Linked DNA regions of Mus musculus: region 2 is linked to region 1. A link is a loop called in an ENCODE intact Hi-C map of the cell type or tissue named here. Cell type or tissue: heart. All regions are shown on one strand. Each heading gives the region's core, and the rest is flanking DNA. Links, peaks and the distances in the headings are about the cores only.

The links. Hi-C counts contacts between places; a loop is a spot of excess contacts. Peaks named below come from ENCODE experiments on the same cell type or tissue, not always from the same donor. Only the 100,000 strongest peaks of a DNase experiment are listed, where the experiment ranks them.
Region 2: a loop joins it to region 1, with 7 times the contacts of the local background. A loop is called at or near these places in 4 of 42 quality-filtered maps.

What each region holds. Positions count from the first base shown.
Region 1 is chr4:107,311,305-107,315,655 of GRCm38, forward strand. It overlaps Yipf1 (Yip1 domain family, member 1), which reads left to right and starts at 3,059. Exons shown (of 10, transcript NM_145550.3): 1 at 3,059-3,158. In heart, for the core only: a CTCF peak has its summit at 2,561; DNase peaks (open chromatin) are centred at 2,467 and 3,037; H3K4me3 peaks cover 1,580 bases; H3K27ac peaks cover 1,569 bases.
Region 2 is chr4:107,365,375-107,369,725 of GRCm38, forward strand. Ndc1 (NDC1 transmembrane nucleoporin) reads left to right here and starts at 2,673. Exons shown (of 18, transcript NM_028355.4): 1 at 2,673-2,774; 2 at 3,383-3,503. The coding sequence starts at 2,715. In heart, for the core only: a CTCF peak has its summit at 2,040 (motif pointing left); DNase peaks (open chromatin) are centred at 2,427 and 2,637; H3K4me3 peaks cover 1,078 bases; H3K27ac peaks cover 1,042 bases.

The DNA.
Region 1 (4,351 bases), core at 1,263-3,762:
GCGTCTAGAAGGCAAGGGTTGGAGGCCAGAAGATAAGAAGTTTCACTTGAGGGGCTGGCTAGATGGCTCAACGGGTAAGAGCACTGACTGCTCTTCAGCTCAGAGACTCTCCTTTCTCTTTCCTGCATTTTCCTAGGTTCACTCCCTGTCTACTGGTTGCTTGCCCTGCCTCTTGACCTATGGTTGACTTTATTTAATCCTATTTACAGAAAGGTCTTGGGTTAAAGGTGTGTGCTAGGGCTGAGCCACACCATAACAAGAGGACGTTTTTGCAGTTCACAATCTTGGGGTTCACAATGTGATCAAATATCCTACAACACTGAACCCTGGGAACCATGAACTTACACAAAACCTTGCCACTCTTAAATTGGTTTGCTTGGGTATTTGTTGCTACAGAAAGTTACCTGGCACTGTTATAGCATCTGTAAGCAAGGGGAGATTTCTTTCTCGGGTAACAGAAAAAACATTGCTTCTGCCTCTAAGGGAGACCCAAGGGAGTATGGGAGTGGGGAGTTGTGTGTGCATGGCTTTTCTACCCAAATGTCTACATCCAATTCTCAGGTTTCCACTTCTCCTGTGTGTGCTGGTACTTTGATGGAGGTGACTAAGAAACTGCCTTGGGGACTCTTTGACACTTGGCCCTCCTAGCAATAAACTGATTTTCAGGCAGCTTTTTTTTTTTTTTTTTGAAAAAAAAAAAAAAACAAAGCAAAGCAAAACAAAACAAAACATAACAAGTCTCCTTCAAAGTTTCTACAGAGACACTATGGTGTCCACAATGTGCCTTAAGATGGCAGCTGGCTGCTCTGACCCTTTTTTCTCAGGGCTTCCAATAAAGCTAAGAAAAACTAGTCTGCAGGCTAAGCACGGTATCATACAGTTTAATCCCAGCACTTTAGGGGGAAGATGCAGGGGGAATCGTTATGAATGCAAAGCCAGCCTGGTCTACAGAGCAAGACCCTGTCTCAAGCAGCGCCTGCCTCTGCTGGGATTAAAGGCGTGCGCCACTACGCCCGGCACCCAGTCTGTTTCTTAACTATTGTCAGCATTGGCCTCTTGCTCTTCCAGGGCCTCAGCACCTTGTCTTCGATGTGCATCTCTTCTCAGAGTCTTTAGGAATTGTGATGCTGCCAGCCTGCCCCTCCCCCCATGTCCCACCCATTGTATCACCAGCCATGGGGCTGCCGCTGCTTTCTGACTCGGGTGCACTGGTTCCAAAGGCTGGGTACTGGGGCTGAGGGGATGACTTGTGGGTCATAGCATGGGGACCCGAGTGCGAATCTCCAGCACCCACATAAAGGGCTAGGTATGGTTATGTGTGCCTGGAACCCCATCATTGGGTTAAGCCCCCCCAGGAGAGACTCTCAAGTGAGCATTTGCCCCTATCAGATTGCCCGTAGGCAAGTCCGTGGGGCATTTTCTTGATTGATGATTGATGTGGTGGGACCCAGCCCACTATGGGTTGTGTCACCCCTGGGCAGGTGGTACCGGGTGGTGTGAGAAGGCAAGCCAGTAAGCAGCATTCCTCCACAGTTGTGCCCTGACTTCCCTCAGTGATGAACTAGGACTGGGACGTGTAAGCCACGTCAACTCTTTCCCTGCCAAGTTGCTTTGGTCATGAAGAAGATGAGGAGCCCATAGCGAGCATTTGGGGTGGCCTTTTCTCAGGGTCTGTAGCTGGAGTAAGATCAGTGGGGGTGAGGTTAGCAGCAAATGAGCGAATGTGAGACAGAAGAGGTGTTGGGCATGCTTGCACGTCTGAGTTCATAAGCTGATGTTCATTCCGGACATTCAACAACAGTGCTCCACATGCACTCTGAGCCCAGTTACCCCCTTATATAATAAGGGCGCCCCCCTCGGGTTTGCAGCATTGTTCTGAGAGTTGGAGGTCCTGCATAGACAAAGCCCCTCCATATGAATTATATTAACTAATGTGTGTTATTACACCTGACAGCTTGCCAGTTAGGAAAACATTATCTGGAGAGACGGCTCAGTGGAGCACTGACTGCTCTTCCAGAGATCCAGAGTTCAATTCCCAGCAACCACATGGTGGCTCACAACCATCTGTAATGGGATCTAATGCCCTCTTCTGGGGTGTGTCTGAAGACAGTGGCATACTCACATACATAAAATAAATAAGCAACTCTTTTTTTAAAAAGAAAAAAAAACATTATCAATCATGACTGATATTCAGAGTATGTTAGAAGTCAAATTGGAAGTACCCTGCAGGTGAAGCTAAAGACACTGGTCTCCTTGTATGAGCTGTGAATCAAGTGTCTGCTGTTTACACTGCTCCCTCCCAGACAGCAAAAACTGTCTAGGGACCCTTTCAGTCCGTGATAGAATACTGTGAACAGTAATTGTATGCTACTGCCTTGGCTGGTACTGGCCACCCGGAGACTAGAACCATTCCGGATCTTTTTGTTCTCAGTGTTCACAGGCTGGCAAAGATAAGCAAACAGAATTCAGGCAAGCATTGCCAAAGCAGGGTGAAGCCCAGGGGATTAGCAGAGCAACAGGAGTCCCAGAGGAGACGATAGCATCCCCTATGGGCAGGGGGAGACAGTTTTCCAAGCCTGGAGGTCCAGGTAGGAAGCAAACCACAAGGTCGCTTGCCAGACTATGCCAATGTTGTTAAGTCCTGCTGTTTTCGAGGTGACTGTCAGACACCTAGGTGGTACAGCTGAGGGGCCAGCCCTCTGTGAACAGTGACAAAAGAACTTCTTTGATTCACAAGCCATCTGCTATGGTGCCTTCCTCGCTGGTTAAGTTTTCATGGCCAGAGAAACCAGGAACTGGTGACCTATTTTCTTTTTCTTTTTCATTTTTCTCTTTGCATAAGTAAAACGTATAAACAATGAGTAAAACACTCCCGAACTCCTGAGAATTCGCCCCACTTCGCCTGTCTCTTTAAGACCACCGAGAGGGCGGGACTCAGCACCGAGTTACTTGGCGCTCCGGTGTCTTCCGCGTTTTCCGAGTCTTCGCTGGGTGACCGCGTTTGCTTTAAGAGAGGAGGCGGTGCTCTGCCCGGAGGAGGCGGAGAAATCTAACACCCTCCCCCGGATCTCCGGCTTCCGGGATTGGACTGACCGGCTACCAGTGCAGAGCATCCCAGGCCCCAACCTTTCCTGGACAGTTGGACCTCTTCCTGAGAGGTGAGGGCGTCAGGGCTTCTGGGTCAGTTGGGGAATCTCCTACCCTCCCTGTCCTCTGTTGCTCAAGCATCCCCCACCACCACCCAAACCCTGTCTGTGCATCCCTAGATCCCTGACTGCAGGGTCGCTAACAGTTAAGAGCTACTAATTGCCTGGCTCTTCGCTAAGCTCCTTACACGCACTACCTTATAGAATGGTTTAGACACCTTCACGAACCCATTTTACAGATGGGGAGCCTCAAGGAGCGCACACACAGCAGAGAAACAACAGAATCGGGACTCAAACCCAGGTCTGTCTGGGACCTTAAGCCGGCTGCACTGGAATGCTTTCCCCACCACCTCTCCCAAACCCTAGGCTCCCCTTCCATTTTCTTCCATCTCCAGGCTGCATCTGGCCCCTAAACATTCACGCGGCAGCGAGTGTCCCCCGCAGCCAGTCTCTTTTTGTTGATAGGACACTCTTCTAACTCATGGTCTCCGAGCTCACCAGATAGTCTAGGATAACCTTAAACTTACTCAGTCTCCTGCCTCCGTCTCCTAGGTGCTGGGATCGCCGGCATGCACCAGATTTTGTAGGTCCTGAGTATTGAACCCAGGACTTTGTACTTGCTAGGCAAACATTCAAATGAGCTACCACACCAGCTTTCGGTTCCTCTGTAGGCTGTCCAGTGTCGCTCTGGATGGTTCTTCCCTGCACTGGGTGGATTCCGCTCACAGATGTCCTGATCACAGGCTGGGCTGGACATCCACTCACAGAGTCCTGAGTGCTTCTCGACTCTCCTGTGTTCAGTTCTCACCCGTCACATACTCTATTCCCAGGTGCAGTTCCCTTATTCTCCAGCTCACTCCTCTTCTTTAACTCCGAGAGGCTGCTCAGCTCTATACCAACTCTCTTCCTGAGCTATATTAATATAAATATCAAGTTGTATGACCTGTGATAGTTATATAAACTATCAGTCCCCGTTGAAAGAGTAGGCAAGTGTGTGTGTGGGGGGGAGGGATTGCTCAGCAGGTAAAGGTGGCTGTCCCCAAGCATGGTCCTAGTCCCATTCTGGGTCCCTAAGGTAGAAGGAAAGAACTGAATCCCATAGCCACAGAAGATAAAGAGATGGTAGTAATCATTTTTAGTTTCTGACCCACTATGTGGGGCAGGCCACCCTTAAACTCACAGAGATGTGCCTCCACAGTGTTGAG
Region 2 (4,351 bases), core at 630-3,129, 53 kb after region 1:
CCAAGCAAAGCAAAGCAATGTGAGAAATCTTATAAAAAGTAAACTATCCTGACTCTGAAGACTTCATCTTTCCTGTGTAGATTAACCGCGGAGGTGAAGGCAGGTTCCTTCGGACTGCTGTGGTTGCTTTAAATACCGGTTTCCTTCAAGCTCAGTGGCTCATTTTTCCACAGTTGTGACCCTCTTCCTGTGGTCCAATATGACCCTAGTTCCCAGCCACACCCTGAATCCTGGCAGATGAATGGAGGGAGGGATTAAAAGGTGAAGACTGGCCGGGCGTGGTGGCGCACGCCTTTAATCCCAATACTCGGGAGGCAGAGGCAGGTGGATTTCTGAGTTCGAGGCCAGCCTGGTCCACAAATTGAGGTCCAGGACAGCCAGGGCTATACAGAGAAACCCTGTCTCGAAAAACCAAAAAAAAAAAAAAAAGTGAAGACTGAAGCCAGACTCGGGTGGTGAATGAATTTTATCCCAGCAGAGGCAAAGACAGGCCCATCTCTGTGAGTTCGAGGCCAGCCAGGTCTACAAAGTGAGTTCCAGGACAGCCAGGGCTATACAGAGAAACCTTGTCTAGAAAAAAAAAAACAACAACAACAACAACAAAAAAGTTTTCTCTGTGACTTGGAAAGATTTCTTCTTGACAGGTTTATTCTTGATCAACCAAGTATAATCCCAGTTTGTCTTTTGGCTCAGGTGTGATTGGTATTAATGTAATTTTGGAAGTTAATATGATATCTTAAATAAGCCAAGAAGCCATTGTTAGCAAACAGTACAGAGTATCTTGTGCCATCTCAGTTTCTCTCGGTAGCCTATGAGTTTATACAGAGTGAGCAAGACACCATGTCTACCTCTGCCTTCCTAGGGTGTTGAATGTTAGCATTGTAAAAAAGCTGTTAGCACTACTCACCTAGGTTTTTGATGAGGCCAAAAGTAATCAGAGAGAGGAATTTGAGCCAGTGAGAAGTTGTATGTGTGCATGTTTGTGTTTGTATGTGTGCACATTTGTGCATGTGGGTGTGGAAGCCAGAAGTCTACTTTGTGTGTTGTTCCTCAGGCTCCCTCCACCTTGTTTCTCCCAAGTGCCTACAGCTCAGAGTAGGCTTGGCTCACTAGCTATAAGCCTCATAGAGCTCCCTATCTCTGCCTGCTCAACACCTGCCCACCTGCCCAGCACCTGCCCAGCACCTGCCTAGCACCTGCCTAGCACCTGCCCAGCACCTGCCTAGCACCTGCCTAGCACCTGCCCAGCACCTGCCTAGCACCTGCCCAGCACCTGCCTAGCACCTGCCCAGCACCTGCCCAGCACCTGCCCAGCACCTGCCTAGCACCTGTCCAGCACCATGTTCAGGTTTTCCTCCTGGAGTCCAGGTACTGAATTCTTGTCTTCATGCTTATGTAGCTAGCTGAGCTACCTCTCCACCAATGGTAATCTTCTTTTTGGAGACAGCTGTTTCACATATTCCAGACTAGTCTCAAACTCACTAGCTAAGGATGGCTTTGAGCTTTATAGCCTCCTGCCTCAGTTTCTTGAGTGCTGCCATGTTTTGGGAGGTGCTGTAGGGTTTGGTATATATCAGGAAAGCATTTTACAACTCAGTCACACCCCAGCCTTCAATAGTTGTCTTATAGTATATAGTATTTACATCTTTACCCCATTAACAGGATGTTGTGTTTTTATCCTTATTTTACACTTGAAGAAATAGAGGCTCTGTGAGGATCAAGATGCTGCACTTAACAAGTATTAATAGCTGAAGCTAAAAACCAAAACATACCTTTCTTATCAATAAAACACTTTATTTTTAATAAAAGGAATTCAGTGAAGTTACTGAGTATTAAGACGGCAGCTTCAGTATCCTGTGGTTTCACTTTTAGAAAGATGCCATTCTGGGCTGAAGAGATGGCTCAACTCTTAAGAGCACTGACTGCTCTTCCAGAGGTCCTGAGTTCAATTCCCAGCAACCACATGGTGGCTCAGGACCATCTGTAATGGGATCTGATGCCCTCTTCTGGTGTGTCTGAAGACAGCTACAGTGTACTCATATAAATAAAATAAATGCATCTTTAAAAAAAAAAGAAGAAGAAAGATGGCATTCTGGAAGAAAAAGTGATATAACAACCTTTTCACTCCCAGTGGTTATTACAGCTTTAGTTAAAAAAAAGAAAGAAAAAAATAGAAGAGAAAGGGAGGGGCTGGGAGGTGAGTCCCGTAAAAGGCTGCTCCTCTAGAGTATCCGGGTTTAATTCCCAGTAACCACATGGCAGCCAACAACTGTAACTCCAGTTCTAGGACACCCCAACTTGCTTCTCGTTACACCGCGAGCCTGTACTTTGGAACTCCAAGTTCCAGAATGCAACGCTCCTCTTCCCCTTGGTTCTCAGGGGTCGTCGAGACTACAGTTCCCAGCATGCAGCACCGTCGCCCTTTGTTTTTGACGCCCAGATGGACCCTGCTTCGGAAGGACTTTTTGGACTCCAGAGGACGCTTCCTCGAGTCACAGCCCACCTGGAGGCATGTGGCTACGGGGAAGTTCTGGCCGGTTGAGTCTGTTCAGGCGAAGCTGCGGAGAGATGGTCTGGCGGCTTTGCAGAACCCTGCCCAGGCAGCGTACCGGGCAGCCCCAGCTGGGTCCTCCCGGGGCCTTCCTGCCTTTGAACAGTGGTGGCGGGCGGACACTCTGTCCCCGGCACGCTTGAGAGCGGGGGCCGCCATCTCCATGGCCACGGCTGCGAGCGGGCCCTGCGCCGGCGGGTCGCCGCGGGACATCCTTTGGCGCGTGAGTTAGCGAGCCGTGGCGCTCCCTGCCTCTCTGGCGGTGCCTGCGCGCTTGGCTAAAGGGGCCTGTCTTGGAGGCGCTTTAGGAATAGCGTGTAGGGATCTGACCGCCTCGGGGATTGGGTGCAAGGGTGTGTGGGCGTCCCCGAGTGGAAGTTAGGTCTGGGGTGTTGAGCTGGAGTCCGAAGTGGAAGTTTGTCAGCGTGGTTGGGATGGCCCGAATGGAAATTTGGTGGAAAAGTTGTAGAGCAAAAGGTTAGTGATTCGAGCTAATGCATAATAAATGGCTTGATTCCTTGGGCTAGGAAACGGGAAGGGCTGCTCTGTGTTGAAAGAATGTGGCCTTAGCAGACTCTGGGGTTGGGGAGACGCTAAACCGAGCATATATTCATGGTTTATTTAAGACAGCCTACTCTAGGCTTCAGCTAAGGAGAGCTCACCTCCTTGCATCCATTCTGTGTTTGGGGGGTGGGGAGTGGGCGCAAGGAGAGAAGTAAAGAGAATGCAAATAGTAGTGGTTCATGTTAATAGCCTAAATGGAGAAGCAGGATTTGCATGTCTGAGTTAGAGTAACTGACTTCTTGATTGAAGAGTTGTGTTTAATTTTAGGTTTTGGGTTGGAGGATAGTTACCAGCATCGTTTGGTCAGTAGTGCTTCTACCCGTCTGCATCACAGCCTTTATAGTCTTAAGCAGCATCAATTTATTCCACCCTATACAGTGGCTGTCAGGTAAGTGGTGATTTTTAATTACTGTCTGTATTGACATTAAAACATTACGTAAAGGCACTCACTCTCTGCATTTCTGCACTCACAGAACTGTCATTTTTGTTATATAAAATCAGTAAGTGTGTCAGGGATTATGTATGATGACAGGACAGATCATTAGAAGACTACTTATATACACAGCTAGGTGTGATGGCCCAGTGTCCTGGGAGGCAGAGGCAGGACGACCTGAGTTCAAGGCCAATCTGGGGCATATATATAGTAAATCCCTAGAGGTGCAGTAAAAAAGAAAAGGAAGCCACACAAGTATTTATCCTTTTGTCTTTTCCTTAAAAAAGGAAAAGAAAAGTTGGCTTATTTGTATTTTTCATGTGTATAAGTATTTAACTTGTATATATGTATGTTCATCACCACGTGTGTGCCTGGTGCTTATGGATCCCCCTGGAAGAGTTGCAGATGGTTGTGAGCCACCATGTGGGTGCTGGGACTGAACCCAGGTCCTTTGGAAAAGCCCTCTGCTGAGCCATCTCTCCAGCCCCAGTTCCCTTGTCTTTTCTTGTTTTTCCTTTCCCTGCCATCCATTTAAAATTGCAGATGGGAATTGTGACTGGTATTAAAAAAAAAGTCTAATCTAGCTAGTTGTAGCACATTCTTATAATCCAACTCTTAGGAGAGTGTAGCAAGAGGCTCCAGAGATCCTGGCTAGCCTGGGATACATATAGAGAAACTATTTCAAAAGCAATAAGAAAAAGCTATACAGTTATTTAAAGAATACTTTATTCTTATGTTGTAGCCAACAAAGAGAAGAGAGGCCAAAAACTAAAGAATGTCAGGGAAGACTTAGTACAAGTCTG